Regions from separate parts of the Mus musculus genome. Here region 1 is linked to region 2. Evidence: chromatin loops called from intact Hi-C (ENCODE). Cell type or tissue: left cerebral cortex. All regions are shown on one strand. Each heading gives the region's core, and the rest is flanking DNA. Links, peaks and the distances in the headings are about the cores only.

The links. Hi-C counts contacts between places; a loop is a spot of excess contacts. Peaks named below come from ENCODE experiments on the same cell type or tissue, not always from the same donor. Only the 100,000 strongest peaks of a DNase experiment are listed, where the experiment ranks them.
Region 1: a loop joins it to region 2, with 3 times the contacts of the local background. A loop is called at or near these places in 5 of 42 quality-filtered maps.

Annotation. Positions count from the first base shown.
Region 1 is chr17:48,329,642-48,341,974 of GRCm38, reverse strand. No RefSeq gene overlaps it. Among named protein-coding and RNA genes, the nearest start is that of Trem2, 11 kb to the left of the region's middle. In left cerebral cortex, for the core only: a CTCF peak has its summit at 4,908; DNase peaks (open chromatin) are centred at 4,910 and 7,603; H3K27ac peaks cover 209 bases.
Region 2 is chr17:47,788,307-47,800,639 of GRCm38, reverse strand. It overlaps Tfeb (transcription factor EB), which reads right to left. Exons shown (of 8, transcript NM_011549.3): 6 at 11,656-11,731; 7 at 10,832-10,979; 8 at 8,224-9,305. The coding sequence ends at 8,826. Among named protein-coding and RNA genes, the nearest start is that of Tfeb, 8.7 kb to the right of the region's middle. In left cerebral cortex, for the core only: CTCF peaks have their summits at 3,486 (motif pointing left), 4,997 (motif pointing right), 7,061 (motif pointing left) and 8,015 (motif pointing left); DNase peaks (open chromatin) are centred at 5,033, 7,065 and 7,974.

The sequences.
Region 1 (12,333 bases), core at 1,810-9,809, 540 kb before region 2:
GTAAATAGTCATAAATGGTGCTAGGGTCCCAGGGGCCTCAGCCAAGGGGCAGGTTTTTTTTTTTTGTTGGTTTTTTTTTTGTGTGTGTGTGTGTGTGTGACAGTAGCAGTTTTTGCTTAATTCATTAGGGGCTGTGAAGGTGTGTTGCTGTAGTTGACTAAAGCTACTCAAATGAGTTCCTCGCTACCGGCCCCAGTGCTCTGGATTCCTGAATGAAAGACACACACACACACACACACACACACACACACACACACACAGCCTTCTATTTAATATGCCTTAAACAGTTCAATGACTGAGCTACTCCCAGACTTCCACGTTGCTAATGCCTCCCCTCCAATACTCCTAAGTTATTACTTCCTAAAATCTATAGTCCATCTTTGTTACCCTAGACCAAACGGGGGAGTGGGTGGAGGGAGTCCTGGGGCCATTTTCCCTAGGCTCTTACATGATTGGTGTGCTCTCTCTTCTGCAGCTCTCAAGCCTGGATCTTATTCCTTTCCCAGCATGGTGATTCTCCTTTCTCCTTGGTCCCCTTGCCTCTGATTCCTAAAGTCCTGCCTCTGTTTCCCTGCCCAGCCATTGGCCGCTGGTAACTTTATTTTCAAATCAGAACCAACTGGGGGCAGGGGCTCTCAGCATCTTACATTCAGATTCTTGTGCAATTTTGGGAACCCAAATAACGTAATGAAAGTGTTAGACCAAATCCACAAGAGAGGTGAATGTCCCTTCTTCACAGGTCACCCAACACTTCTGTGAGACACACTTGCTCAGAAAAGCAGGAGATGAGGGGTGGGTGAGATGGCTCAGTGGTTAAGGCAGCTGCTGTTCAAACCAGATGACCCAAGTTCATTCCTTGGGGCCCACCCAAGGGAGCAAGGAGACACAGAGTTGCCCTCTGACATCACATGTATGCCCACACATCACACACATACACATCAATGTGTGTATTAATAGTTAAGTAATTTTAATAATAAGTAATTTTTAAGTGACAAAAAAAAGGTGAAGAGCAGTCTGTGCTGCACACCTGTGATCCCACCATTGGGGACACATGGTGCACTGCACACCTCTGACCCCACCACTGCACACCCGTGATCTCACCACTGGGGAGGATGAGGCACAGAGCAGCCATCTCAAAATAAAAAGCAGGAGTGCTTCATTCTCTCATTTATAAACTGTTTTGTTGTTGATTGGTTGTGTTTGGTTTTTACACAAGTGTACTGTTTTATTGGCAACTCTGGTTACCAGTAATGTTTTAGGTATAAAGAAACGAGGTAAATAGATTTGATGCATTTAAGATTCGATGTACTTAAATAGACTTGATACATTAAATAGATTGATACATTTGATACATTTACATTTGAAACAGCTTAACTTTAAGATGCATAAATTTGCTGACAGCAAACTCAAACAGATCTGCCTGCCTGTCTCTCAAGTGCTGGGATCAAAGGCACCACCTCTCCAGGCACTGTAGTTGTTGTTTTTGTTGCCATGGGAATCACTCAGTCTTTGACCCCTGGCTAGTTACTGAGTCCTTCCAGTTGATTTAAGCCCACCATCTTCCTAGCCACATGGCATGACAAGATGTCTCAGGCCTGGCTTCTTCACTTCTTATTTAGACTTGGCTCAGTCCATTTCAGGCAACGCTGTTGCTATTTTTAGTGAAAATGAGTATTTTAATGCCAGGCCTGTGTCTTTGTTTCTTCTCCCATGGCTGTGATAAAATACTCAGACGAAAGTGGCTTTAAAATGAGATGATGCATTTGGCTTGCCATCCCAGCTTACAGTGCATCATGGTGGGAAGCCATGACATCCGAGGCTTGAGCATTACATCATCACAACCATAGTCAAGGAGCAGAGAAAGACAATCCATGTTTTCTGGTGCTCAACTCCCTTTGCCTGTTTTCGGGATGGTCCTGTAAATGTAATTAGGATATTCTCCGTCAGCCAGGTTCCAAGGCTCATCTCTCAGGCAATCCTAGAGTCGGTCAAGTTGACAGTTAGCATTATCATTTGTCATTGCAGAGGCCTGTGATCCCAACAGTTGTAAAGTCAAGGCAAGAAGATTGCTTTGAAGGACAGCCTGGGATATGTAGGGAGAACCTGACCCAAAAATTTTTTTAAAATGTATTTCAAGAACACTGCAGTGTATGTGATCATCTGTAAAAGTATATTTTATTCTTCTGGTGTGATTGTCTTCTTGGAGGCTTACTACCTCTGTCTGCTAACCTAGGCCTAGTCCTGGAAGCTTCAAATCTCTATACAATCTTATCTAGGCCTAGAAGGTTTTCAGCCTCTGAGACTTACTGCTAAATAAGTGCATCCTTTCTAGCTCTTTCTGAACTCTGGCTGGCTGCTCAACTCAGCTAGCCGTTCTGGTTCAAACTCCACTCCAAGTTGACTGATTCACTCTGACTTCTCTCTTGGCCTCTGGCTTTTTGCTCTGCTTGGCCTTGAACTAACTCTAGCAATATGTCCTAACCTTCTGGCTCCTTCTCATTCTCTGTCTCGTTCTGTCTTCATCTGTGTCAAGCTTGTTCTCTCTGCAACCTGTCTTTATAAAACTCTCCCAATAAAACTGCCTTTGCTCTCTCTCTACATTGCCCCTCAAGTAGCTTCCCGTTCCTCTCTCTTCTTGGGAGAATTGGGCAGATTCTATTCTGTTGAATCTTTCTCTGACTTTTCACTTTCTCTGCCACTCAATTAGACATCACTTGCAACATGGGTGCTTCCAACTACAAACTAATTTTACCTTTACTGTTTGGGATTAAAAGTGTATACTAAAGACATGTCTGTATTCTAGCCAGAGGGATTAAAGGTGTGATTAAAGGCTGAGCCATGCTACAATTAAAAACAGGTTTGTTTGTTTGTTTGTTTTCAGTTAACACAATCTCAGAGTTCTCAGTGTGATCAAATATCCTGCAACAATCATTAATTTAGTACAGCCAAGGATCACCTGAGAAGACAGTCTCAGTCAGGGGTTGTCTAGATCAGGTCGGTTGTGGGCATGCCAGTAGAAGAGTGTATGAGTTATGATCTTCACTGTGTTAACTGATGTAGGAAGACCCAGCCCACCATGGGTGGCACCATTCCCTAGGTAGGGGATCCTGGACTAGATGAGTGAAGAGAGGTGGCTGAACACAAGAAGCATGCATTTATTTATTCTCTCTGTGCCTTTGACCCTGAATGTGACTAGCTGCTTCAGGTTCCTACCTTCGCTTCTCTGTGACAGCAGACTGTAACCTGGAATTGTAGGCTGAATAAATGGTTTGTTGTTGTTGTTGTTGTTGTTTTCCCTCCTAAAGCTGCTTTTGTTAGTACCTTTTATCACAGCGACAGAAATGAAACTATGATGACCACAATCTGGATACTATGGGGCCTCGTTGCTACTGGGCTAGTCACTAATTCTGGGCTTTTTTTAGTGGGTAGAGGCAAGAACTCTTCAATCCTTTATTTTTTCAAGATGGCACCTTATATAGACCAGGCTAACCTTAAACTTGAATTATATCTTAGGATAACTGTGATCTCCTGATCCTTCTGCCTTCCACATCCCTACTACTGGGATTACAGGATTACATTGACTAATTGTTTGTTAGACACTTTCAATAGAAAACTAAGATGAGGACCCTTGAGATGATTCAGCAGGGGTGAAGGCTCTTGATGCCCAAGCCTGAGAACTTGAGTTTAATCCTTAGAACCCCCATAAAGGTAGATAGAAAGAACCAATGCCACAAAGCTGTCACCTGATCTCTCTCTATGTCCAGATTATGTCAACTGTGACCCCCCCATAATAATAAAGTAATTCATAGAAAAAAATTCTATGGAGTTCTATGGAAATTCAGATGGAGTTACCACCTTCATCATGTGTCTTTGTCTTTCTCCCACCCAGAGAACCTTACCTCCAAACAGTAGTGTTAGAGGCTCAAATAACAACTCATTTGCTTTGTGTCACATAGGTGGTACAAAAGTCACAGGATAGTGGCAGCAATGCCCCTGCCAACACTGTGCTCTCTGACGCTGTTATCACTTTAAGCGCTGCTTTATTCTTAGGGCATATTACACCCGAGGAAGCAGACAAACGACTATGCAAAGTTGGTACTCAGTTCATGTGTTTCTTTGCCTCCTGCCCGCCTTCTTCCTCATTCTCCCTTCCCGTCCTCCCTTTCCTCTGCTTTTTACTCTTGCCCTGCATATTCTCCCCCTCTCTCCCTTCTCTCTCTCCCCCTCCTCTCCCTCCCCTGCTTCTTAATCTTTCTCCTGCATATTCTCCCCCTCTCTGCCTCTCTTTTGTGAGTGTTTTTGTGACGCTATGATGTAATAAAAATTCGTATTTGGTCTCTAGATCAGGTTCTTGAGACAGAATCCCTAATGTCCTTGTAGATGTGAGTACTTTGTTCCATTTGGGGTTTTTCACTCTGGATTCCTGACTTTGATCTCCTGAGATAGCTGTAGTTGTCTGAATGGGGAACAGCTGACAGGAACACCTACATTTCCTAAGTGGTAGGAGCCCCTTGGTGGGCTCTGAGCTAGCGTCAAGATGGGGGCTAGTTGCCGGGGGAGAACCAGGCTAAGAGGGCTGAGAATTTCAGGTCTACTTTCAAATTTCAGGGAAGGATAGGGGCTGAAGATAAGTAGTCAACCATGGCCAATGATGTCATTGTGTCCTGGTGATGGTGAAGCTTCTGTGATGAGACAGAGTTCAGAGAGCTTCTCAATGGATGAACATGTAGGGGTCCTTGGAGGTGGCAGAGCTGGAAGACAAGGATGCTCTGCCGCCTAAAGGCTCTTTCTGTCCTGATGGAGGCATTAATGCCTTCACAGAAAAGGGTTATTAGAGAATCTCTGCTTTACTGAACATAAAGACCAGAACCAGGTTTCACGGCCAGCCTCAGTAGACTCTCCGCACGGTGGCGCTGTTTCCCTACGTTGTCCTGTCTATGCTGGGTCACAGCCCTCTTAGTGGCAAGAGATAAAGCCAGAGCCAAGGCCAGACTGACCTCTGTTAACCCCCAAATGTTCCTAAAGCTATTTTTAAAGTTATGGAACATCTACCCTAAAATTATCATTTGCTTCTGAATTTGAAAAGCAAGCAAGAATCATTCTTAAATTGGTTGCTGGAAATTGAGACTCAATTAAAGATTCAATTTAAGTCTTTTTAAGGGGAGATTTTAAAGCAGCAACTAAGAAAAATTAAAATTTGAAGACCCGTGTGTAGAAATTATAACTCAAGTTATGAGAACACTTACGAAGAAGCCAACACCCCCAGCACACATGAGTGCTGTCAATACTTAGGATAAAACCTCTCTTTGGGTTTCTTTTGTGTTTGTTTAACACAGTCTTTCCGTGTAGCCCAGGCTGTCCTAGAACTCACAGAGACCCTCTTGCTTCTGCCTCCAGAGTGCTGGGATTACAGGCGTGGTCCCCCACACTCAGCTTGTTTAATGTCCTAAAAAAAGAAGAAGAAGAAGAAGAAAAAAGGCTAGCCTACATCTTTTTTTTTTTTTTTTTTTTTTTTTTTTTTTGGTTTTTCGAGACAGGGTTTCTCTGTGTAGCCTTGACTGTCCTGGAACTCACTCTGTAGACCAAGCTGGCCTCGAACTCAGAAATCCGCCTGCCTCTGCCTCCCAAGTGCTGGGATTAAAGGCGTGTGTCACTACCGCCCGGGTAGCCTACATCTTTTAAATTCTTGTGCAACCAGAGCTGGCTATATACTGTGTTTTACAAGAAATGAAGTTTACTGGCTGCAGACCTGGCCCACAGACCTCTGATTCAATCCCCCATGTCCTCTCCCTTTCTTCACCTGGATGGAGACGGTCCCCCCAGATGCTCTAGTTTCTCAAGGTGACAGACACCCTTGTGGGAAAGAACGTGGGTGCCTGGATGTCTGTGTGGAGCAGAGCCTCCTTGGTAACTGACACTGGAGCTGGGATGAGAAGCAAGCTCGTGTCCGGGTGGTGTGTTACCACAGCTAGCTCACCTACAGCTCAACAACAATGTGACTCCCATGTCTGTGGGAGCTTCTGCCTCTTTCAAATTCTCTCCTCTCATTAACTCAACCAAAGGACCAGAACTTCTCAGGCTACTTGCTTAGGGTCACCAAACCACCCTCACACTGATCTCTCTTTGGGGGCAGAATCTTTCCCAGCTCCTTCAAGATTTAGTGTCTTTCCAAGACTGGCCACCAGACTTCTCATCAGAGGTTACATCCCTGTGCTGGTTAGCGGTTTGTTAACTTGACAGAAGCTCTAAGACCATCTGGGAAGAGGAAAATTAATTGGGATAATGTTACCATAGGATTGGCCTGTCGGCAACACAGTGGGGCATTTTCCCGATTCATGATTGATATGGGGAGGCCACAGCTCATTGAGGGTGGTACCTGGGTAGGTGGTCTCCTTCTATCCGTTGGGGAGCAGAGTGGGTGGTAACCAGGATTCCTCCATAGTTTCTGTTTCAGTTCCTGCCTTCAGGTTCCTTCCCTGACTTCCATCGTTAATGGCTCTTGATGAGGACGTGAAAGCCAAATAAATCCCTTCTTCCCCAAAGGACTCTTGGTCATGGTGTTTATCACTGTAATGGACCGCTAACCAGAACACCACTGCTGTGTTTCTCAAGTCCTTCTCCTCAGCATCCATGTCCCAAAGAAACGGACATCACTCCTCTGCCTCTTGCTTCATAACAGCCCCGAGCCTCTGCACCTCCCTGTGGCTTCACCTCTGTCCTCCATTGGGTGGTGACAGATCAGGTCTTCTCCTCAGAGCCCCCTCCCACTCCAAGTATAACCCCCACATGGACTCTTGCACCAACTATTGCAGTAACTGTGTTTAAAAACGAATGTGAGTTGTTAATCCCACCAAACAAGATTACCCAGAGTCTTTGGTCAAATTCAGCAAGCTTGATTTTCTGTCAGGGCCATCTCCCTAAAGTGGGGTTTGTGGAAATAGTATTGAACATATGAAAAAGTAGGGCTTCTATAGCCCCCCAAAACCTGCAAGACTAGAAGAGGTCTAAGGGTTGGGAAGATTTCCAGAGGAATTTTAGTAGAAACTTGGCTGAACATCTAAAAATTATTTGGTAGAACATCTTATCAGGATGGAGGTCAGGGTACAGGGTGCGGAACATGTCAAATTCCAGAAGATGGGTTAAGACCTGGTTAAATCCAGGTTTTACAGAAAATAGGAGTGACTTTATAATAAGATGGCTTTTAATCTTAAAGTGGAGTCAGAATGGCCCATCATCCTCTTGGGTCTTATGTGTCCCTTTCAAATTCTTAATAGGGAACGGCCATTTATGTCTGTTGTATGGCTAATAATGCCAGCAGACAGCAAGTGTCTTAGCTTTTGTTGAAAATGGTTATTAATTAGCTCTATTCTTAACATGACACAGCCAGACCCCCAATAATTGAGAGTGAGTACTATCAATGTATTTAATCAGCTTAACACAATGACTAGGTGCTTATCCCTAATCTATTTTTATACACTTGACTGGTTAATTCCCAGCTGCGCTCCCCAAGTTACTTGCTGTTTGAGTCTCCCTGGGCTGCCTTCCTGCTCCATCAGCTGGTCCTCAGGATGCTCTTCTCATGGCTCATCTCCATTTACAGCAGCCTCCTCCTCTCTTCCTTTTTCTCCTCCCTCTTCTCTCTCATGGTCCTTGCCTGCAGCCTCCAGCCTGTTAAGGAAATCACCACCTACCTTCATTCTCCCTAGTAATCGGCTGTGGCCATTTTTATTTAACCACTCAGAGAAGATTGGCGAGCAAAGTTTATACAACATTATTTGGTGTACGAGAGAATTTGCTCATTGAGATGGCACCCAGATCTTGGGGACTGGTGTTTAGCATTTGAGTATGTTAGCAGCACCAGGCCAACTCTCTATACTAGCATTTTCTATTTGGCAAGAGACAAAATTTGTATCATAGCTAGGGTCTCTAATTTGGTCTGATTGGTTAGTGTGGGAAGCCACATGTGTCGTTGCAGGGTGGCGCAGGCTACTGCTGGACACCACGCATAAGTTTGGGCAAACAACCAATGTGTACATATGCAGTAAAGTTTTTTGCCAAGACACTGCCTGACCCAGGCATGATAATGAGGTTTTGAGAGTATAACCAATCAGATGTGAGACACGCAAATGAGGTATGTTAATGATGTTCGGTGAGGTACTGAGAGAGAATAACCAATCAGATGAGGAACATGCAAATGAGGCTTAGTGCATAACCAATCTGGATGTGAGACACGCCTCTCCTATGCCTATATAAGCAGCACCAGTTCTGGGCTCGGGGTCTCTTTGCCTCTGCAATCAAGCTCTCCCAATAAACGTGTGCAGCAGGATCCTGTTGCAGCGTAGTTCTTGCTGGTGAGTCGGAAGCGCGCAAGAGGTTAGCATAGAAAGAATACATTTTTCTTAAAGTCCTCTTCTTTGCTCTTTGTATAGAGTAGGCCAAGTACCTTAACATATTGTAGAACTATTTTAGCTAATGAATCTAGCTGTTGATAGACCTTGCTCTATTTGGTTTCAACAGGTACCTTTTTTTTTTTTTTTTTTTTTTTTTTTTAACAATGAGAGAGCCCGGTATGCCAATACATATAGTCATTTTGTTCCCCTTGCGAAGAAGTTGCCTTTAGATCTGACATTCTAGCCTCCGTTGAGGATAAGGGGCAATGCATTCTCTTAACTACTTCCTGCTGAAGTTAGAACGCCATCATCAGGGCCCAGGAAGGCTGACTCATTAGGCAAAGCCCAGAAAGGGGGTAGGGCAAAGAGGTTTTCATCCGAAGCATCAGGCTCACTGTCCCAGCCAAAGACAACAGGGAACAATCACATCAGATGGAATGGCTCACATTCCTTATCAGCAAGTGAAGTGCTTTCCAGTTTTGTAGGGCTAAGATGTAGCTCACCCTTGGGTCAGTTGGTAGTTCATAGCTGATTTCTGGATGCTGTTTATCAGCTGAGCGGAACTCCACAGGCACAGATATAGACTAGGGATAGAAAAGAAAGTTAAGGAACTTGGATCTTACATTTGGAGATTTTCCTTTTGGCATAGGCATCAGGCAGAAATATTTATCTGGTCTCCAATTGCTCTGTGACCGGTGGAAGCAAGTTGGGGATTCCCTGAAGCATATATGAATCTTTAACTAAAAAAAGATAAAAGTTTTAGTAACATTAGCATTACCATTGTTTGCAATTCATACTGAAATCCACATTGTAGAAAGAGCAGCTAACAGGTTGTCTGTGGTAGACTTGTGGCTTTGAGTCATAACAAAAGTTTTCGTTTGGGGTTAAAAAGTGTGAACATTTTTTCTATGCCCAGAGGACTGGATATAGATAGGACAGAAATGTTTTCTTAAATGATGAGAAATACCTTCAAATCTATATTTAGAAGACAATCCAAGGTAATTAAAGTCTTGAGCTTGTGACTGATAACAGTGGTCAGTGCTTTGCCACATTATCAGAACTCCATTGATCAATGCTAAAACTCTGAGCCTTTGAAACCGTAGTGTGACCACAGCAGAGAGTAACACATTTGTATCTTAAATCATTGTTAGAACTTCATAATTCATTTAAGTTTTCCTATCCTCAGAACTTTATGTAACTTGCATTACTTTAGAAGAGTTTTCTTAGACCCTCAGAATTTACATAAATTTAAAACCGTTTTTATTCCAACCATTTCCCAGGGTACACAGGTGGTTGGTTACTGCAAGGTCCTTTAAATAGAGGAATGGTAAAGAGTTTCATCGGAAACCTGTCTATCCTTTTCCGTGAAGCCTGTTAGTCAGGCCAACCTCTCTGTTGAATTTGCCTTTCTCATCAGGAGACCCAATGGCTCTAGAAAGGCTAGATTCTTATATTCTAGAAATGCAGACACCAGGCAGCTGTTGTTCCGTGAAGAACACTTAGCTGCCAACAGCATCAGAGATCTAAGAAGATCTAAAATTACTAGAAATTAAGAAGGATAAACTATAGTGGGGAGTATAATCCTAACGGCCTCTATATCAATAAAATGACAGAGACTTACTGTTACCTGTATGTCCCCAACTATCTTCTTTAGAGACCTTAGGATTGTGGCTAGGATCTGGCATTTCTATCTATTATATGAAGCTTTGCCCATTAAACATTTTAAATGTTGTATTCAGCAGATCTCTGAGAGGTTTTGAGTGCAGTCTACTAAGTATACCAGATTTTAAATAAACTTTACTTGTTTTTAGTTATTTGCTTTAGGCTTAACCCTGAAAACATACCTGGAAGTCTAGATAAGGCTTATTCCTATAAGTAAGTCATGCATCCTGCATGACTACAGTTCTCTACAAATTGAAGAAGTTTGTCGTTTATAATGTGACTGACTACCAAACTTAATGTGTTAATTTTCTTTTGTATAGCAAGTTCATGATTTTTTTTATAAGATTAGGACTCAAACTTAATCCTAAATTGATTAGCATTTTCGTTTCAACAGTATCCCGTAGAAACACCAAACTTGTAGTGCATGGTCTACACTGGGTGTGCTGTAGGCCCAGTAGAATTTAACTGGAAATGCAGTAGCCATTGATACTTCAGCTACATCCAGCAGTAAGAGCCAGTCTTTAGCGATGCATAGCTTGCTACCTATAGCCAGCACACCAGCACTCCACACAGGGATTATCTGGGCTTTCATCCTCTCTTATAGTCCTGCAGACCCAGCAACAAGTTGGTGTCTGTCACCAAAGTCAGCGTCTTCGTTTCGAGGCAAGACAGGCTTTAAGATGCTGTCTTTGTGCTAGAGCTTCCCGAGAGAGCAGAATTTAATGGGATTCTTTTAGGCTTACTTCTCTATGTAAAGTGTAAACTAGGATTGGCAAACTTACTAGAAGACCTTTTGCTTATTTCAAATGACACAGCATCTCTGGTTTGAGAAATGCAGATGCAATGAATGTGAGGACATTTAAGAAGAAACGTTTAAATCGTCATTTGTCCTCTCTGCTGCTTTCGGTTTGGTCTGTTATATGCCATCTTCCTTCTGGTTGGCTTCAGAGCCTCATTTAGCCGTGTTCATCAGGTTCCGTAGCTTAGGAGCCTGCTTCTAGGAGGACTTTCTCAGATAGCCATTGGCTCTTTTCCTGATGAAAACTGCACACATGTTTGTTGATATCTGAGGCTACCTAGAAATCATTTCATGTAACATTCCAGCAAAGTCTTCTGGAAAAAGTCCCCCTCTTTTTTCCCCATAAAAATAATAACAAGAATAACAAGGAAGTAACGCAGCGGGTGGAGGGAGAATCTTGCTAGGCACAGTGACAGACTTCAGTTGGATTTGTGTGTTTCACCATGTATCTTTGTGCCTATGGCTGTGGCCTAAGTCTTTAGGTCTTTCTTAAATCTTTTATTTAGAATAATAAAGATTTTTGCCATCTTCATCTGTCTAAAACCCTGTCCAGATCCTATCTCATGATATTAAACCTCTGCTGGTCCTTCTAAATTATATTTTAATCAGAAGACTCAACTAGAGAAGCTGGTCCCTGCTGTCAGGGTGGCACCAAAATCTGATCAAAGAGATGAGAGGCACCATGTCAGGAGGTGGCCTGGGATCTCATTCATTTGCTCTCTCCCCCTCCCCCACCCCTCCCCCTCCTTCCCCCTCCCTTCCCCTCCCCCTCTCCCCCTCCCTCCCCCTCGTCACCTCCCTCCTCCTCCCTCCTCCTCCTCTCCTCCTCCTTCCCCCTCTCCCTCTCCCTTCCTCCCCACCCCCTTCTCCCCTCTCTCCCTGAGACAGGGTTTCTCTGTGTAGCCCTAGCTGTCCTGGAATTCACTCTGTAAAACAGGCTAGCCTTGAACTCAGGGATCTGCCTGCCTCTGCCTCTGAGTGCCACCAAATTGAAAGCATGCTTCAGCTCCTTGGAACATCTGCAAGATGCACACTGCCTCTGGAGGCAACATTGCCATCTACAGCCCAGAGTGAAGGTCCAGCCTCAGAATTTGGGTTGGGGTCTTGTTGAGGCTCCCAATTGCTAATCCCCCAAACAAGACTAAAACACAATACTCAAATTCTTTGGGCAAGTTAAGCAAGCTTTATTTTCTATTAGATAAAGTTAGCTCCCTAAAGTAGGGTTTGAGGAAATAGCATTGAACATAGGAAAAAGTAGGAGCCTTTTACACCCCCTAGCCCTCCCTCCCCAAAATACTAGAAAGACTAGAGGGTTTTCAAGGGTTGGAGGATTTCCAGAAATTTTGGTTACATAGGAACTTAGCTGAAAACCTCAAAATTATTTGGCAGAACACCTTATCAGGGTGGAGGTCAGGGTACAGGGTGTGGAACATGTCAAATTCCAGAAGATGGGTCAAGACCTGGTTAAATCCAAGTTTTACA
Region 2 (12,333 bases), core at 2,751-10,750:
GGGGAGGAAAGGGTTTATTGGGCTTACACTTTCCACGTTGCTGTTCATCACCAAAGGAAGTCATGACTGGAACTCAAGCAGGTCAGGAAGCAGAAGCTGATGCAGAGGCCGTGGAGGGATGTTCCTTACTGGCTTGCTTCCCCTGGCTTGCTCAGCTTGCTTTCTTATAGAACCTAAGACTACCAGCCCAGAGATGGCACCACCCACAATGGGCCCTTCCTGATTGATCACTAATTGAGAAAATGCCTTACAGCTGGATCTCATGGAGGCATTTCCTCAAGGGAGGCTCTGTGATAACTCCAGCCTGTGTCAAGTTGACACACAAACCCAGCCAGTGCACAGAGAAACAGCAAGATGTGAGCGCTGGAGGGTGCAGCTGGCTCCTACTGTGAGGGTCAAGCTTTGCTTCCTCGGTCACACAGGGCTTGGGGTCTGGCAGGCTGGGTGCCCCCACGGAACTGGACGTGTGACCTTGAGTGGATTCCTTAAGCTTTCTGGGTACCTATTCCCCCACCATTTTTGGGAAAGTACCCAATGCTTATCACAAAGCAAGTTTAAAGAATGGGGTGTGAACTATGGGTTCCAGGGTGAATCCGAAAAGGGGAACGGTAACATAAGGACACTTAGTAGAGTGTCCTCACAGATGCTGGAGGGTGGAGAGAGCCTCAGATGGCTCCAGTGTCTCCATGGCCAAGGTCACTGAGGGACGGTATAAAGGAGACCCAAGTCACTGATCCTAGGAGGAAGTGAGGCTCCCCCCACCCCATACCTGACGTCTTCCCTTTCACCTACCATGCCACGCCCACATTTTTATTCCAGAAGCTCTTAGCATGAGGGTCTTCCTGACTTCTCTGAAGAGGGGACTAATTAAACCTGAATTGACACGGCACTAATTAGCTTCTTAATTACATGGAACCACATGATTAGAAGCACAGCAGACACTAATTTTTCATTAGAAAGCAGCCCTCCCCCCCTCCCCTTTCCCAGGCCCTCTGCCCACTGAAAGCAGTAGCCCACCCCAGTCTCGCCCCACCCCAGAGGATATCTGGAAGTGGTCGGTCTCACTGTTGGAGTCTGGATCCAGTGCCCTTTACCAATGCAAACACATATGCCTCCCAGGTGATCACAGATTCTCCTGTAGCCTGAGCTGACCTCAAGGCCTCAGGTAGCCAGGGATAACCTTGAACTCCTGATACTCCTACCTATACTTCCCAAATACTAGAATCACAGATGTGGTCCCCCATTCCCTGTTTGTTTGGTGCTAGAGATCGAACCTAGGACTTCAGGACTCATGTATGCAACAGAGCCACATCCCAGCCCCTCTTTTGACTTTTTTGTTTTGTTTTGTTTTGCTTTTTGAGATAGAGTTGCTCTGTGTGACCCTGGCTATCCTAGAACTCTTTCTTGGTAGACCAAGGTGGCCTCGAACTCACCGAGATCCACCTTCCCTTGCCACCCAGGTGCTGGAATTAAAGGCATATGCCACCATGCCCAGCATTTTTTTTAAGAGACAAAATTTCATGTTTATTAGGCTAATAGCCAAGAATGGACTTGTATTTCTGCTCTCTTTGCCTTTATCCCCCAAGAGCTAGGATTCCAGATGAGTGCCACCTCCTCTGGTCCCATCCGTAGGTTTCTGTTGTTTGCATGTGTGTTTTTAACTTCAAGGTGACTCAAAAAGAATCATATGCAGTAAAATAAATAAATAAATAAATAAATAAATAAAATAAAATAAATAAAAAAACAGATTTGTAACTTTGACTTTTGATCTCTTCCTGAACTAGCAACTTAAAGACTGGTACTCATAGTTTTGTGTGGTAGCTTTGCCTTTAATCCTAGCAATCGGTAGGCAGAGGCAGATGAAGCTATGAGTTTGAGGCTAACCTGGTCTACATACTGAGTTCTGGAACAGCAAAGGCTACATAGAGACCTTGTCTCAAAACAACAACAACAGGAAGTAAGGAAAATATAAAAACAAAAGAGAAAGAAAACGATCTGTATTCGCCTATGCTGGTTAGTTTTTAAGTCAACTCGACACAAGCTAGGGTCATCTGGGAAGATGAAGCCTCACTTGAGAAAATGTGTCTGTAGCTTGGCCTGTGGGCAAGTCTGTGGGGCATTTTCCTGATGGATGAATGATGGGGGGGGGCAGCCCACAGTGTACCATGCCACCTCTGGACAGGTGGTCCTGGGTAGTACAAAATTTCAGCTGGGCATGCTGGCACACTTCGGAGGAAAAGGCAGCTGGCTCTCTGTGTTCAAGGCCAGCCTGGTCTACATAGTGAGTTCCAAGCCAGCCAACCAGGACAACACAGTGAGAGAGAGAGAGAGAGAGAGAGAGAGAGAGAGAGAGGTGGGGGGGGAGGGAGGACAAAGGAAGAGAGAAAAGTTAGCTGAGCAGTGTGTGAGGAACAGGCCAGTAAGCAGCTCTCCTGCATGGCCCCTGCGTCAGCTCCAGGAGCCTGCCCTGCTTGCGTTCCTATCCTGACTTCCTTCACCGATGACCTCTGAGTATTCTCTGAGACATTTCACCAGGATATCACCTCCTCCTGTGAGACACAGCCAGCAGATATGTGGCCTCCCTAGGCCCGTTTAGATTCCTGGGTGCACCGATAGGACCATAGCAGGTACAGCAGGAATACCATTGGCCCTGCATATGGAATGGGTGGCCCTACATCTGGCCTCTCCCAGACACTCTAAGCTGTCCCCATTGCTCAGATGTGACTACCCACCCGGGACCAGGACACGGCTGAGCAGCATAGGAGGGTGCTGGTTCACAGACAAGCTGGTTACAATCCCAAGCCTGCTTCCCCCTTGAAGCCCTCCCTGATCACCCAGCCTTAGGAGGGTGCCCCGGCTCTACCTTCTACTCCCTTCACATCCTGGAGGGCACCCTCTGCCAGGACACAAGCCTCCCTACACACTTATCAGGGTTGTGCCAGGCCCTTATCATCCCCATCTTACAGACAAGAAAATCGAGGCAGAGGCGGAGTGACTGCACATGATAGACCTAGACAGCGATCCCGATCCCAGGCGGTCAAAAGGAGTCCGCACTTTTAACCCTTACTGTGATCACGTGACTGGTAGACCGTGGGAGAGGAGGATACCCACAGGACAAGAGCCTGTGAGCTTTGTGAACTCTCCCGTTTTATTGGTAGGTCCTCTTTTCTTGCTTGCTTTTTAACAAGGATTTATTTATTTTATGTGTATGGGTGTTTCACCTGCATATGCATTGCCTGTGTGCCTGGTGCCTCCTCCCCCCACCCCTCACCCCAAGGTCAGAAGATGAAATCTGATCCCCTGGAAATGGAGTTACAGATGGGTGCAGCCACCATGTGGATGCTAGGAGCTGAGCATGGGTTAAGAGTATGAACTATTCTTGTAGAAAACCTTGAGTTCAGTTCCCCACACCACATGTGGCTGCTCCTAACTACCTATAACTCCAGCTCCCGGCACTCTAGCGCCCTCTTCTGGACCTGCACTCACATATGGACACAGACACACAGACACATAATTAAAAATTGCAAATGTAACAGTGAAGGTCTGGAGAAATGGGTCAGTGACAGGCTCTGGGTGCTCGTCCATAGAATGCAGGTTCAATTCCCAGCACCTATGTGGCCGCTCACAACCACCTGTGACTCCAGTCCCAGGGGATCTGCTGCCCCCTTCTGACCTCCTTGGGCACAAGACATGTATAGTGCAGACGGACGCTCAGGCAAAAAAAGTATACATAAAAAATAAAATAAGCAAACCCATAAATAAATTAAAAAGTAGACTGTGTCAGAGAGACAGACAGACAGACAGAGGATGTGGGGAGAGTTGCTTGGGAGGATGAGCGCTCCTAGATGCAAGCACAGTGGGTGCTCAGGGTATTCACACTGAGAGGGCAATTTTGTGTGGGTTTGCAATTGCCTATACATGGATCTTTTTGTGCTTAGAGGGAGTGTAGCAGGCAAGACGTGTGCATGACTCCACATGCAGGGTGCCCTGGGAACGTGCCCAGGCTCTGGGGACAAATGTCAAGGCTAAGCGGTGTCCGATGATATGACTGTGGGTTGGGCAGCATGTGTGTGTCAGAGGATGTCCACCAAGTCTAGGTGGTGCTGGAGCTGAGGGGGCCTGGCTGGGCCCAGGAAGTATCCCTGGCTGTCAGTCCCGTGGTGGGTGGGGGCGTCCCCACCAGTGGTGATCGAGCCTCTGCTCTCCCACCAGGCCTGCCAAAATACAGCAAGACAGGGTGTAATTACCAGCACTTACCGCGGCCATTACCCCCCTAGCTGCTGCGTGTGACACACGACCCGTCAGCCCAGCACTTGCACCATTAAGGGGCCTCATTAGCATCCCCGGCTCTGAAGCAAAATTACCTTCAGTGCTCACTTCAAGATGTCATCAATTTTAATTTAGGGCCCAAAGATAGTACAATGGGAAGGCCCTCCCTGGCCTGCCGCAAGCCATGTGAGCCAGAGGGGGAGGGGCTGCGGGGGAGCCAGGCCACAGAGGGCACCGAGGGAGAGGGACAGAGGCAGGCAGAAGAGAGATCTGAGTCATGGGAAAAGTGGATCTCCCCCAACAAAGAACTCGCCTAATGTAGAGCTTCCGTTGGTGCCCCCACTAAAAGAGAATGGGGGGCAGTGATCCCCCCTAAGGGTGTCAGCAAAGTTTAGTTCCCCTTACTCCCATTTTAATTCATACAGCAGCCTGAATTAGTTATATATTGCAATCTCGTCAACAGATGGGGACACTGAGGCACAAAGAGACTCTCACGCAGCAGAGCCCACCATTAAGTGCTGGTCTCATTGGCTTTGTTGTTTCTGGCTTTCCACCCAGATGCTGTGGCCTTGTGGAGCAGTCTCGGTCAACACATCTGGAACTTGGGTAGGCAAAGGCAGCCCTGCCCCTGCCTCATGGACTAAGTGCCACATGAGGCCAGGCCCTCACTTGGCCCCTGCACTTTTAGACCTCTCTGCACTACAAGTGTCCCATACCTGGAGCGTTCCCTTCTTCCTCCTCCAGGGGGAGCACTCCAGTCAGCTCACCATCACACACACTAGGGTCAGCACTCAGGGACTGCTCAGCACTTCCCTGGTGATGCCTCTCTAGCCTCAGGCTCCCACTCTCCACTTCTCTAAGAAGCCGAGCTGGGGCTCCAGAATGACTGTCAGCCTGTCTCCCAAGGAATAAAGTGATGTCCTATGAAGGTTTGTTAGAAGGCTGTTTGACTAAAGACAGGGACAAACGTGGCCATGCTCTGGTCTCCCTGGGACAGCAATGCCCTGCAGCCCCATGAGCACACTCCACACCCCATAATAGTTTCCTGACAGGAAGATCAAATGCCACACTGGCACTTCCCCGATTGGGGGTTGGTTTTCCAGACTACTTGGTTTATAGGATGGCCCTGCAGGGCTGTCCTTGGCTAGCATGCTCAGTTAAGATCTGATACTCCAGCCGGGCGGTGGTGGCACATGCCTTTAATCCCAGCACTTGGGAGGCAGAGGCAGGAGGATTTCTGAGTTCGAGGCCAGCCTGGTCTACAAAGTGAGTTCCAGGACAGCCAGGGCTACACAGAGAAACCCTGTCTCGAAAAAAAAAAAAAAAAAATCCATGGGCCTCAGTTTCCCTAAGTGTAAAGGAGAGTCCTCTAAGTCACATGGTATGAGGCTTGATACCAAGAGCAGGGAGCCGACTGCGTACATAGGCTGAGGAGCAGGACAGAGCCAATCACCACACCTGAGAAGCCCTTCTGAGCTGTCTGCGTCCTCCCAGCCCCCTACCTGGCTGGCTGAGAGGAGAATGAAGGGCCTCAGTCACCAAGCCCGTGACAGGGTCCTCACAGCAGCCAGCTCGCAGAAGACAGATCACCGCCTTAATCACTCTGGAAAAGAACCCCAAGCCGATATAATATTATAATTAATTAATTCACTAAAAAGGTATTAAATTTCTCTCCCCCCTGTGGATATCATCTGAATTCATTGACCTTTAGAAAAATCACCCTCTAATTGTAACCAGGTCCAAAAGCATTTGCGGTCCATCCCTTTTACATTAATAATATCTTCCAGGACCTGGCTCTGGCTGCTTAAATATTGTATAATTCCACTGTCCCCCTCAGAAAAGGCAGCAAAGAAGAGATGAGTTCAGAGGAGAGCAGGGGAGACAGGGGCCGGACTATGGGTCTGGAGGCCTGGGAAGCCAGAAAGGCGTTAAAAGAGCTCTTTCCAGCTGGCCAGAGGGCTCAGAGGGCAGGGGAGGAGACAGACCTTGAGAGAGGGCAAGGGACAGGTGTTCCTGAAGCTAGGACTAGAATTGTGTCTGTCTGTGTGTACACCAGCGTCTCACACCTTCAGCTTGTTAAAAGCTACAAAATAGCAAATGAAGAATCCAATTTGGAAAAAAAAAATGGTGGGAGCTGAGATGTCAAGCAGGTCATCCTGAGGTCACAGTGTCCCTTACCCAGTTGTCCCTGTAGAAATCCAGAACTGACAACCAGGGAAGTGGGAGCAGCTGGTGTGGGCAGACAGACAGACAGACATAGGAACTTGGCGCCCGGGGGATGGGCAGTCATGTATATGACCCAGCTCTGCCTGCTCAGCTCCTACCTCAGGTCCTCCCACATGGGACCCAAGAAAGCTATGGCTGCTAGGATCTCATCCCACCAGAGTTTGTCCCCAAGGCCTAAAGGGGGCTCCCTCATTGGAAGGAAACGGTTGGAGGGACCATCTCTGCTTTACAGCACACATTATCAGTCTGAATGAGATTTTACCCTGCAGACGTCCTGCCAAGCTCACTCATCATCTAAGGGTGAAGAACATAGTCCCCTTATTTAACTGGCAGTCATAACCCCCAGCCTGACTCCCTTGCTACTGCAGGTCAGGGTCTGGCCAGCCAGTCTCAGATACACATTTCTTGGTGGCTTGAACTGCCGGAGGCAGCACCTGGCTTGGATTTCACCCCAGAGGGTGGACATCAGCAGCCCCAGGCAGGATGGAAGTCACCCAGGCTGTGTGGAGTACTCAGTCTTCAGGCTGGCTCCTCAGACCGCTGTTGCCTGGGCCTGTGCGCCCTCGTGTGGACAGAACCCCACTCACACCCTAGTCCTGACCCAGTGCCCAGGCAGCAGGCTGTGAACAAATCAAAGGAAGGAAGCTCCAGGCCTTGGTGACAGGGGTAACTCGGGGTGTGTTTGACGGGTTATGTGAGGAAGTAGAAGGCAGCTTCCCACGTCCCCACGTCCCCAGGGTGACGGAAATATCAGATCCAACAACACCTGAGGTGCTGGCCCAAACCCCATGAGCCCCAAATCCCAGTCTCTAGTTGACCTCAGACAGAGTTTGGGGTTTACCCCGTGGGTCTCATGAGGGTAAATCCCAGGCAATGGAGACCAGGAACTGGAAGGAGATATGGCCAGGCTAACTCAGGCTCTACAAGGTCAACCACACCTCCATCTGACCTTGATAGTAACCCTTCAGCTCAGGCAGCCTAGTGCCGTCTTGACCACGCCGTTTGACCGCCTTTCTTTCTCTGAACATTCATTGCTCCAATTATTGATTTGATCTCTTGTTCTTCAAAGAGGAGAAAAAAATTTAAATTCTTTTTAATTAGGCTCCTTTGGCCTTTTAGGGCCCTTTGAGGGGAAACCATTTTGGTCCCTGGCTAAAGAGTCTTGGAAACCGAGGAACTAAGAACCTCTAGAGACCCTGCCCAGGTTACTTCCCCATCCAGGAACCTGGAGCAAAGCGGGTCCTGAACCTCACTAGGGCATAGACCCAGCCAGGAAGGGGAGTGAACCCTAAGCTTTGACTCCCAGCCAGGGTCCTGTGCTCTCATCTGTTCCAAATGGGTCCATTTCCTATCGCCATAAGGATACAGCCTGGTCTCCAGCTGGTCTGTAGCTACCAACACCGGGAAGAATGTTGAGGGCCATGCTAGAACGCCGGCCAGCCACACACCCACCTCCACTGCTGTTCAGACCACAGCTGGAGGTGTGGGTCCAGACCAGCATGGCTGCAGCGCCACCATGTGGCCTCAGTGAGACAATGCTCTCAGCCCCACGCTGTCAAGGTTGTTTCTTTGGCCTCTGAATCCAAGAGAACCTCCTTCAGATCCTTCATGGAGCAATTGAATTCTTAATCCAAGAAGGAGTCCACTGGGCTGCCCTCCCCGCTCGGCCCCCGCCCCGCCCCTCATAGTCATGGGCTGAGGACGCACCGCAGAGCCAGGACAACATACTACAAAGCACAGTGTTTACTAAAGGCACAAAGTGGGAGGTCTGGGGGTGGGGGTGCTCGCCACCCTGAACCCAGACTCCTCTTCTGGCCACCCCACCCTCATACCACCAGGGGAGAGCTGTTAGCACCAAATGGGGGTGGATGCCCCACTTGTGGGGGAGTTCAGGCTGAGGGCGACAGGCTGGGTGCCATCTAGTCCCAGGAAGGCAGGCCCGGGCACCCCCAGACCAGCTGCTGCCTCAGAGGTACTTGTACCTCCTTCTCCAAAATGTCCTCCACAGGAGAGCCCAGGCTCAGGAGAGGGGCTCCCCTAGCAGGATTTCTTCTTATTTCTCTTCTGCCTCACCCCTGTTCTTCCCCATCATAGTCATAGTACTGCCGCCAGAGGAGGGGGCCCGAAGCCGAGGGGGAGGGCTCCTCCAGCCCCATCAGCTGCCAGGCAGGCACTAAGTCCAAACAGGGTGGGGGTAGCAGCCAAGGGGAAGGAGAGAGGCAGGGTAGGCGGCTACTTCACACCAAGTGCAGCCTGAAGGATGGGAGGGCTCTGCTCGGTCCTCCCAGCCTCCAGGCATCCCCTGCTCCTTGGCACAGGGGCAGCCAGCGTCACAGAACATCACCCTCCTCCATGCTGAAGCTGCTCCGGCGGCTGCTGGCCTTGGAGGCCTCAGGAGACATGGTAGAAAAGAGGGGGTCAGAGGCCAGGGGGAGCAGGGAGTCATCTAGGAGCATTAAGTCCAGATCCTTCTTGGACAGGTTGGGGAATGGGGAGCCGTGCTCTGTCCCCAGGGTATCGGGGTAACCTGTGGGCCCCTCGTCGCCCCCACCCCCAAAGCTCAGGCCATGGCTGAAGTCCAGGTGATGGAACGGAGACTGTGGCTGGGCGGCCGAGGGCAGCGGAGCCTGGGGAGGAAGAGCCGGCATTTGCTCAGGCTCAGGGACCTCAGGCCCCAGCATCAGCGCCTCCCCTGGGCCATCCTCACTGGGCAACTCTTGCTTCACCACCTGCTGGGCCAGCTCGGCCATATTCACACCCGACGGCGAGGTGGTGGGGAGGCCGTGCACGCGTGCCTGCATCTCCAGCTCCTGTTTGGAATGGACAGAAGGATGAGATACACATGACAGCAGCCCAGGCTAGCCCTCCCTCCCTGTGACCCACTGCACCACTTGCCCCCATCTCCTGTGACTATCTCAGCTGGAGGAACAGAGAGCAGAGGGCAGTGTGAGCTTAGACCAAGCTCTCCAGGCTGCAAGTTACAGCTGGCCAGCGGTTCGTGAAGCCACCATGGTACACCTTGGCTAGGTCCCTCTCAGGATTTTAAACTGAGCTGGGTGGTGGTGGTGGTGGGAATGGAAACCATCAAAACGCATTTCCTTAACTAAGGGTGAGTTCTTATTCGCCAATGCTAAGTTTTTGTAGGTGGAAAAAAAGTGACTTCTATCACCCATCATGAACAATCCAATTTTAAAACCTGTGGGCCGCCGGGTGGTGGTGGTGGTGGTGGCGCACGCCTTTAATCACAGCACTTGGGAAGCAGAGGCAGGCAGGTTTCTGAGTTCAAGGCCTCCCTGGTCTACAGAGCCAGTGCTATACAGAGAAACCCTGTCTTGAAAAAACCAAAAAACAAAAACAAAACTTATGGTCCACCAGGAATAGGCGTTGCACTTCTGGCAGGGTCCTGGCCCTCAGGCCTTACTTCTTAAGTCAGCCCAGCTGCTGGAGATTCCCAGTGCTGCCTCCCAGACACCCAGGGCAGGGTAGTTAGTCCTGCTTCCTTAAGGTTAGGCCCAGTGTGTAGCATTGCCCAAGGATATGTGACTGTAGCCCCATAACATCGACCTGCAGAGTCAGGCATGGACCTGTAATCATAGCACTGGGTGGGGGGCAAATGTAAGAGAGCCATAATTTCCAGGCCAGTCTGCTCAACAAAAAAACCTCCTGTCTCTCAAAAAAAAAATTTTTTTTAAGTGGGACAACACTTATGTTACATAGTTTCAGAGACAGGGTTTCTCTGTGTAGCCCTGGCTGTCCTGGAACTCACTCTGTAGACCAGGCTGGCCTCGAACTCAGAAATCCGCCTGCCTCTGCCTCCCGAGTGCTGGGATTAAAGGCGTGCGCCACCACCACCCGGCAATGTTACATGGTTTTAAGAGAGTTAGACCTAGCTGGGTATGGAGGGGAATCTCTGTGATTTTGAGGCCAGGTCTACAGAGCTAGTTCTAGGACAGCCAGGGCTACACAAAGAAACCCTGTCTTTGAATGAGAGAGAGACAGAGAGAAACAGAGACAGTGTCTGTTTGTGTGTTTGTGTGTGTGTGTGTGTGTGTGTGTGTGTGTGTGTGTGAGCACACAAGCTCATGTGTTAGATCTGTCTGACCTCCAGTGTGGATTGCAAAATAAGGGAGGGTCTCACAGAAGTGAACCTGCAGCTATATGCTGCTTGACGGAACTGGGGTTCATTTTTCATTGAGGCATCCTATCATGACCAAGACAGCTTTCTTCCCTATGGGTGGCATTTCCAGGTCTCCAGATGTTTATCCCCTGCCCCGGGGCCTGGGAGCCGGATCAGATCAGTGAGAGCTACCCGAGGAGTCCAAAGTCCGGGTCAGACCTGGATGCGGAGCCAGAGCTGCTTGTTAGTCATCTCCAGGCGCCGGGAGTGGTTCTCCAGCTCCCGGGACTTCTGCAGGTCCTTCTGCATCCTCCGGATGTAATCCACAGAGGCCTTGAGGATGGTGCCTTTGTTCCAGCGCACGTCCCTGTGGCCACAACCAGGGGCAGTCAGAGGCCTGGCCAGGGCCCTCTCACCGCAGGCTTAGCTCAGAGTTCCAGTGTTCCCCACCCTTGCCCATAGCTAGCCTTGTGCAAATGTTCAGCTCCTCACTAATCCTTGGGCTCAAGCAATCTGTCCACCCCATGCCCATCTTCCTGTCTTCAGCTCTCCTGGCCAGCATCTCTCTCCTCTCCATCAGTCCATAGCCCTTCATACACTTTCCCAGTAAGGCCCCTTCTCCAGGAAGCCCCCCACCCACCCCAAAACCTCCTTTCTAACAGAAGCTGTCTTGACGCAGTAGGAGCAGGAACCTTCTCAAACATGCTGCCTCCATCACCACCCTTATTAGCTGGTAGTGCCTACAGCTGCTGCCCTTAACAACTGAGAGGTGGTAGTGCCTACAGCTGCTGCCCTTAGCAACTGAGAGGTGGTGGTGCCTACAGCCGCTGCCCTTAGCAACTGAGAGCTGGTAGTGCCTACAGCCGCTGCCCTTAGCAACTGAGAGCTGGTGGTGCCTACAGCTGCTGCCCTTAGCAACTGAGAGCTGGTAGTGCCTACAGCTGCTGCCCTTAGCAACTGAGAGCTGGTGGTGCCTACAGCTGCTGCCCAGCCCGGACCCTGGCCTCTCTCGCCCCCCTCGCTCCCCAGGGAAGTCTGCTCACAGGTCGTTGGCCTTGGGGATCAGCATTCCCAGCTCCTTGATCCGGTCATTGATGTTGAACCTGCGTCTTCTCTCAACTACAGTTTAAGCAAGATTCCGGAAGGCACGGTTAGAAAGGTGGGACCCCCACCTAAGCTGGACACCCCATAGAAAATCCGTTTAAAATACGAGGCACCCAAGGACCGGTGTGGTGGCCAAGCTTTTAATTCCAGTGCTTGGGAGGCAGGTCTCTGCGAGTTCTAGGTCAGCCCGGGCTATAAACTGAGTTCCAAGGCAACCTGGGCTACTTAGAGACCCTTTCTCAAAACAAAACAAAACAAAACAAAACAAAACAAAACAAAACAAAAGAGAGATCTCTGAAAGCTGAGGAGGGTCTGGGTGCAATCTAATCAGGGGGCGGGGTCAGGAAACCAGTCGAGCTACTAGGGAGAGAGCTGCCTGGGGCAGCCTCCTTCACTCCTGGTGCCCCAGGCTCTGAAGACTGCAATCGGATAGCCTGGAAAATTCATGAATGCTGCTTCCAGAAGCCCCTCCCACTTTCCTAAAAAGCCTGGAAGGAGTGGGGGTTGGTTCACAGCCTTGGAGCTGTGGGTGTCCCAAGCTAGGGACGCTGGTAAGGGGCTGGGGTGGGGATGAGGCAGGGGCTGGCTCCCCAGCCTAGGTGAGCTGAAGGAGGGCC